2 separate regions of the Mus musculus genome follow, and region 1 is linked to region 2. A link is a contact called in ENCODE POLR2A ChIA-PET data. All regions are on one chromosome and are shown on one strand. Each heading gives the region's core, a stretch centred on a gene start or an enhancer-like site at or near the end of the contact. The rest is flanking DNA. Distances are from core to core; before and after follow the strand shown.

Region 1 (3,766 bases), core at 1,070-3,569, 480 kb after region 2:
GCTTTCCTTAGACTATGGTTTCACCTCCCACCTCTGATCCTTCTACAGCCCTGCCGCCCTAAAATAGTGGCTACAGGATAGGCAAGGGTAGATGAAAGATGATCCCGTTACCCGTTGTCCTCAGTGCTCCCATCCAAGTCACTCCCGGGCCCCACACCCACCTTCGATGGGGGAGTTGATGAGGATGACCCGGCCCATGGGCGAGGAGGCTCGAATTCCTCGGGAGGGCCCATTCAGCAGGCGCTGCTGCTTCCTCAGCAGGTATCGTGTTGCTGTGGAGCCTGAGTCGCTGCCCAGGTGGCCTCGGGAGGAGACAGAGCTCAGGGAGCCAGAGCTGAGTTCTCCTAGACCCAGTGGGTCAAAGCCTACCGTGAAACCACGTGCCATAGTAGTGAGACTAGGGCAGTGCCCTACAGATCCGGACAGAGTCTGCCTGCCCTCCGAAGGTTGGCTCTTGGTCTTCCAGGCTCCATGAGCTTTCTCAGTAGGGCTGGAGTCTTAGTAAGGCAGATCTCGCTGAGTCGAAAAATAGTGTTTCTTCTGGCCACCCTGTTCTGGAAAGTCCACAAGACAGAGCAGCTGATCCCAGGCCACTTGGAAGAGAGGGATCTTTCTGATGCAATTTCAGTCTGAATGCTTCTTAGGAGTAGGGCTTCCAGATCTGTGTAGGAAGAACAGGGTTTGGGGAGAGGGATGAGTGCTGTCCCATTACCCTGGCTTCTGCACTTCCTCCTGACTTGAACATCCTGTCCCCCTCTCCCATCCTGGGCCCAGAGGAGATCGGCCCAGTTCTGCACCATCTTGGATTTGGGGATTTGTTTCTACAAGGCCATTGGGACACTTTCCTTCCATTCCTCCCTCCATTCCTCCATTGCTATTCTCAATGGAGTCATCCACCCAGTCTCCGGTCCTCATCTGACACTCAGAGAGTAGAGATGGGGGTCACAGCAGGCTCTTGAGTTTTAAAGAGAGAGAGGAGAATGGGTGCCACACAGTTTACTGCAGCATCTTTCCTGTGTGTATATGTATATGGGTAGGGGCTAGCCTCCCGAGCTGGACTTCAGGACCTGGGATAGCTGCGGTCGAGCTTGCCCCCCACCGCCACCCCCAGGTGAATGTCAGGCTCCAGGCTGCAGTTGTGAGTCTAAAGTCGCTGCAAGACTCTATCCCAGGACTGAGTGATCTTCTGGAGAGAGCCCCACAAATCGCTAGTGCAAAACCAGGGGTCACGCCCTCTAGAGCATTTCTGTAAACCAAAAAACAGACTCCCCCATGTAGGACCTCCTGCCTCGCTACCTCTAGGACTTGGCCACCTCACCTGGTCCCGTGTGCCGCCGCTGCCCTTGTCGCCCGCTGGCGGGCGCGATACAGTGAACTAAGGACCCCGCCCACGCTCCGCGCAGCTGCTGGAATAGAGCTACCCTGCGCGGTCCTGGGATCCCATTGGCTGCTGAGACCGCCAGTCATTCTCTTCTAGCACCTTTGGTAGCCTGTCCGGATTGTAGCTTCTCACCTGTCTGATACCTCTGGGCTCTGCCCGCCCCAACTCTGAACCCCAACTGGTCGTTGGAACCCAGGCTCTGGAACTGGCTGGGTTCCACTGGCTACTAGAATCACGTCTTCTCCGGGCCACGCTAGCTTCCTGAAATTGCCATCCCTTCCGTAGTCATCCCTAAGGTCTCTGTGGGAGAATGTCACAAACGAAAGAGCTGAACCTGAGCCTGAGATCAGCAGGAAGGAAAGCTGGAACATGGCTGTGTCGCCGCTGTGCCCTGGGTGCTGATGGATAAGGGATGTGTGTGTGTAATGCCTTCTTCACCTTCGGAGACACCCTGTTCTGGAAAGGCCGCACGATACAGCAGCTGATCCCAGGCCACTAGGAGAAGAATCTTTCTGATGCGCCTGCTTGGATGCAGGCAGAGATCACGGGAAACTTTGGCCGTGCACATCCCTAGGACTGGGGCGTCAGTTTGTGTACGGATAAGTGTTGGGGGTACAAAAAATTGCTGGCACAGTGGAGCTGGGGATTAGGTGGCAAAGGGGACTGGGAACACAAAAGGGGCACAGATACCACAACAATGTGGCTGGAAAGAGATGCGAATGACGAGGATCTGCAAAAGGAGCCTCTAAGACCTGGAGTAGCAGACCAGGGTGCAAGCAAGGAGAGTCCATTGCCAAGGCAGCAATCAAGTAAACAAGCAGTAATCCGAATCCCTCCGGGCGTTGCACCCTCAGAGGCCCGCCCTCCACGCCGCTCACCCGCACCCAGTGCACCTAGACTGGGTGCTGCGGGGGTGGGTGCCTCCAGAGGCAAGCTAAGGGACTGCAAGCGAAGGAGGCAAGTGGGGCGGCTCCTCCCCTTTTCTCCCTGGTTGGGAAGGAGGCCAGAATTGCTTCCCAGGACTGGGTCGGGTTTGGTCTCAACGGCCTGGTCTGGGAGAATCACTCTGGACATCCACTGTCTCGGAACTCTGCCAAGAGGGGGGGTGGGTCAGGCGAACGAGCTCAGGGAGCCCCCGCCCTTCCCTGCTGCTCAGCGTCACGCGTGACGTCTCGGTGATGGCTGGGAGGAAAGCGGAGAGCGGTGAGGAAGGCGGGTCTGAGAGCTTCTAGAGGCTGAAAACCCCGGAAAGCGTGAGTGCCTGCTGCCTTGGGAATCAGCAAAGTGGAGGGGTGAGGGCTTGGGCTCAGAACAGAAGGCTTGCCTTGAGAGAGGTGCTCTCTCTTATGGGAATTCCATATTGCGTGGTCTGTTAGGATCTGTAGGGCACAAGGAGGGGTTGGTTGAGGCTGTGTGTTAGGCATGCTTTCAAATGTCTGCAACTGATAGATATGGCTGAGCGTGTGTGTGTGTGTGTGTGTGTGTGTGTGTGTGTGTGTGTGTAACGGTACTCTGGTTGGTTGACTAGTGTATACAGTGTGACTCTAACCTGTTTGTGTGCTGGGGAGGGCGTGCCTGTCTTTGTGTATAAGTATGTGAAAGTCGGGTGGGGACGGTGTCTACTGTGAGGGAGGAAGTGGGGTTGGAGGGTATTAGTCACTCTGCAGGATTTTTGCCTAACACAGCCAGATGGCTGTTCTTGGCATTCCTTTTTGTGCTGGGCGGAGGGGCATCCATTGAATCTCGCCCTTTCCTGAGGTTTTTCTGAGGCTCAGAGAGAGTTGGGTGGGTGCCTGCGTCAGTTCTATTCAACCCAGGACCAGGGAGAGCCCGGAGTTATTGTGTAGGAGTGGAAGCAAGTGGGTTTGAGGAGGCTATGTGGGTGCTCACATGTTCACAAATGGCTGCCACTCCAGTGCTGTTTGAGATCTGGTACGGATCAGCCCTCAGGTGCCTAATGTCTCCTCCAATCAGGGGCTTGAGTGTGGGCTGCCTTCTGTCATTTTTCCAAACAGCCTTGGAAGTTTTTATCTAAGTCTTGGGGCAGCTGGGGCCTGAAGCTGGAAAGGGCTTGGGTGTGTTATCCATGTTCTGTGCTCCTATAGCAGGAGCTCAAGATAGCTGCCCCAGATTAGCTGCTGCTGGGGAATCACACACACACACACACACACACACACACACACACACACACACACACTCACACACACGTAAATCTGGCATCAGGCCACAGCGTCAGGAAAGCTATATTCTTGGTTCTGGTCTTCCCTCCGGCTCTTAAGTGGCTGTATGTTCCTGGCTAAAACACTACCTAGGGAACAACTCCTCCCCCACCCTTGTTTATGGATCTGGAGTGACCTTGAGCACCTGCAAGCACTGGTCAGTTTC
Region 2 (3,812 bases), core at 895-3,394:
TTCTCGCTTTCTCATCTTGATATCTGGGTAATGCTGGCCTCATAGGATGAATGGGGAAGTCTTCCCTCCTCCTCTGTGTCTGAAGGATTGTTAGTAATTCTGTTCTAAGTGTTTGGTAGGACTCATCAATGATCCACATTGTTTTGGGCTTTTCTTTATGGGATTAATAAAAAATCCCTAATGTAGTTTTGATATGGGTCCAATTAGATTTTTCTTGAATTAGTTATTATAGTTGGTGTTTTTTACAGGAATTCCTCGATTTCATCTAGAGTCTCTATTTTTAATGTTCACTTGCTGATAGTATCTTATATATTGCTTTTTATATTTGTAAAGTCAGTGTTATGTTCCTGCATTCATTCCTGATTTTAATAATATGAATTTCTAGGTCTGGTTTATTTTTAATTTTCAAGGCTATAAATTAAAAAAAAAAATCAACATTGCAGATAAAATCTTGACTGCTGCCAAACCCCTTCATGGAGATAACCCTGTTATCAACTTGTTATATCATAGTGACTATGTAGCTTAAGTATATAACTAAGACAGAAGTATTAATTTCTATTGCTGCATATTCAGTTAAATTTTGTTTTAGTGTTCTTTAAACAAGTCATAAAATTAGCAGCCCAAACAACACCTACTTAATATCTCACATTTGTCATGAGTATTGGTTCTGGTTAGTCAGGTCCACAGCTCAGGGTCTCACCAGTGTGAAACCAAGGCCTATGCCATGACATCTGAGGCTCTGAATCCTTTTATAAGCATAGCAGTTATTGGTCAAATTCAATTACTTGAATTTATAGGGCTACACTTCCCATATTTTTGTTGGCTATTAGCCAATAGTCTTTCTCAGCTTGTAAAGAATTCACTTGTCATTTTCTGAAATATATGCATATATATGTGTGTGTGTATATGAATATACATATATATTCAAGGCAAACCAGAGAGCATGTATTATGGATTCAAATCCCCAAGCCTTTTGTCTCTAACTAATGTTTCCAGATTTAAAGGGCTAGAGAGATAATGTCTGCCCTACTCAAGATAAGTCTCCATTTTGATGACCTCAAATTTGACTGGTTAGGGACTTTGACTACATATTTGCCATATAATGTTACCTAACTACAGGGACACCACCCTGTCATAGATGCAGTTCCTACTGTCATTTTAAGGGGAGAGACTTAAATAGGATATGTACACCATGGGATGACAATCTTGGCCTCCTGTAGGTATTCATTAGAATGGTCCAGTAAGGGCTGGCGAGACTGCTCAGCGGGTAAGAGCACTGACTGCTCTTCCAAAGTTCCTGAGTTCAAATCCCAGCAACCACCCATAGTGAGATCTGACGCTGTCTTCTGGTGCATCTGAAGTCAGCTACAGTGTACTTATGTATAATATTAAATAAATCTTTTAAAAAAAAAGAATAGTCTAGTAAGCAAACAAAACAATTAATACCTTCTCTTATAACCAGTATGTATTGTTGGAAAATGTGAATATCTGTGGTTGCATAACATTGGTCTCATTGCAAGATTAGATTTAAGTAGGTGAGATAGTGCTATATGCAGAAAAATCAAATAATACTGAACAAAAATGGATTTTATATTACTTTTTTTTTTTTTTAAAGGGATGGTGGTTTGCTGTGTTATTCAGACTGGCTCTGAACTCTTGGATTCAAGTGGTCTTCCTGCTTCAGCGTCTGGAGTAATTGGAACTATAAGCCCTTGATCTTCTCTAGATTCTGAATGAATTCAGTTTGTCCTTAATCATCTGTCTAAGCCTTCAGGACAGCTTTACCCAAGGTCTATGTGCTAACTGATTTTTCTAGTGATTTCTTAAGTGGATCTAAGCGTTGGCTTCTCTCCCCACCCGAGAGAGTAAAGCTTAAAGCTTAATTACACTTGCCTCCGTCTTTGCCTCTGTAGGCTTGAACATAGGGAGGCAGCAATATTTCGTGGGCTTGTTTGTCCCTTTTCTAAGGAACTAAGCGAGTCGGCCTTATGGAGCCTAGACTGTAGTCCTGCAGGTCACCGCTAGGGAGCGCTCCTTCAACCTAGGCGCCCACCTACTTAAAAGGTCTCGATCGGTTTCTCTTGCAGTCCATCTCTATGGTGTTCGTTGTTGTTGCTTCCGGAAAGGGCGGAGCTTTCACTTCCGGCGGGGCCGTCCCTAGAGTAGAGATGGCGGCGACGGCAGCCGAGGTTGCGGCCTCTGGCTCTGGAGAGGCCCGGGAAGAAGCCGAAGCTCCGGGTCCCGCCTGGGATGAGTCCCAGCTACGAAGTTACAGCTTTCCGACCAGGCCCATCCCACGTCTGAGCCAGAGTGACCCTCGGGCGGAAGAGCTCATCGAAAATGAGGTGGGGGGCGGGGCTGCTGCTGAAGGGGGTGGAGGAAGGGACCCGGTTAGCGGAGAGGTGGCACACTGATCAGATTGTGGACAGAGGCTTGAGAGGCGGGAAAGGGAGATGCTACGTCAGGAGAGAGTGACAGGAGACACTGTTGTGAATTTGACAAGTACAGATATCGTCGAGAAGAACATATTAGCGCCTTGGAATTACTTCATTGATTTTTTTTTTTGATGTTTTTGCTTAGGAGCCAGTGGTGCTGACCGACACAAACCTTGTGTATCCTGCACTGAAGTGGGACCTCGAATACCTGCAAGAGAATATTGGCAACGGAGATTTCTCTGTGTACAGTGCCAGCACCCATAAGTTCTTATACTATGATGAGAAGAAGATGGGCAATTTCCAGAACTTTAAGCCAAGGTCCAACAGGGAGGAAATTAAATTTCATGAGTTCGTTGAGAAACTACAAGCTATACAGCAGCGCGGGGGAGAAGAGCGGTAAGTTGCCCCGTCAGTAGAACCAGGGCATCCGCTTTCCTGTACTTGTTTGAAGGTGTGGTGGAGTTGGGTAAGAAGAGATTGGCACCTCCAAGCCTCTGGGTTCCACGAGTGAATATTCTGCTCTGCGCTTTGAGTTCTTGATGGTTCTTTTTAGCTTAGTGGATGAGGGCAGCATTAGCCTTGAACTGTGAGTCCAATTTCCTGTCTTTGGTAGTTAGAGTGACAGTTGTTTTGCAGGGTCAGTCAGACGAAAGAAAGGCTTTGACCGTGCCTATGTGGAACTTATACTAGCCTGATAGCATATGTCCAGTTAAATCATTGTGCGGTTCTGTTTGGGAGGGCTGTCCCAGGGTTCGAAAATTTCAAGCTCAAAATGGAAGATTTTTACTTAAGATCTTTTGATTTCTTGAAAAAAAAAAAAAGATTGTGTTTTATGTGTGCAGGTGTTTGTATTTAGTTGCTATTGTTTTGGGGGGGGCGGGGCAGGGACTCACTCTGGAGCTCTTAACTGGACTGGCTGGAACTTGCCATATAGACTAGGCTTGCCTCAAACTCGATAAGATCCTCTTGCCTCTGCCTTGAGTGCTGAGATTAAAGTGTTTACCTGTTTGCCTTGCACACCATGTGTATTTAATGCCTGTAGAGGGCAGAAGGCATTCCATTCTCTGCAAAGGAGTTACAAATAGTTGTTAACTGCCAAGTGGGTCCTGGGAACCGAGCCATGTGGGTCCCAGTCTCCTACTGCAGCTGTTACCCGATGAACCATCTCTGCAGCCCTTTTGACATTTAAAGCGCGCACGCGCGCGCGCGCACACACACACACACACACACACACACGCACACGCATGTGCACAGAGTAAGGCAATAATTGCTTGTTGGATTTAGCCCTGAAATTGACAGTCTTGATTCTCAAATACTTTTCTGGCTAGGGACAAAAAGTTGAGCCGTCCTTTATGATTTGGGTTGGGGGTATCAGGA

What was found. ChIA-PET counts read pairs that join two places held with the same protein, here RNA polymerase II (POLR2A).
Region 1: POLR2A ChIA-PET joins it to region 2 with 10 read pairs in Patski. The contact joins the promoter of Sfxn3 here to the promoter of Hif1an in region 2. POLR2A ChIA-PET finds 5 or more read pairs at or near these places in 2 of 5 experiments (Patski and embryonic stem cell).

Annotation. Positions count from the first base shown.
Region 1 is chr19:45,045,257-45,049,022 of GRCm38, forward strand. It overlaps Sfxn3 (sideroflexin 3), which reads left to right and starts at 2,320. Exons shown (of 11, transcript NM_053197.4): 1 at 2,320-2,634. It overlaps Pdzd7 (PDZ domain containing 7), which reads right to left and starts at 516. Exons shown (of 16, transcript NM_001195265.1): 1 at 162-516. The coding sequence starts at 387.
Region 2 is chr19:44,560,710-44,564,521 of GRCm38, forward strand. Hif1an (hypoxia-inducible factor 1, alpha subunit inhibitor) reads left to right here and starts at 2,145. Exons shown (of 8, transcript NM_176958.3): 1 at 2,145-2,345; 2 at 2,581-2,831. The coding sequence starts at 2,169.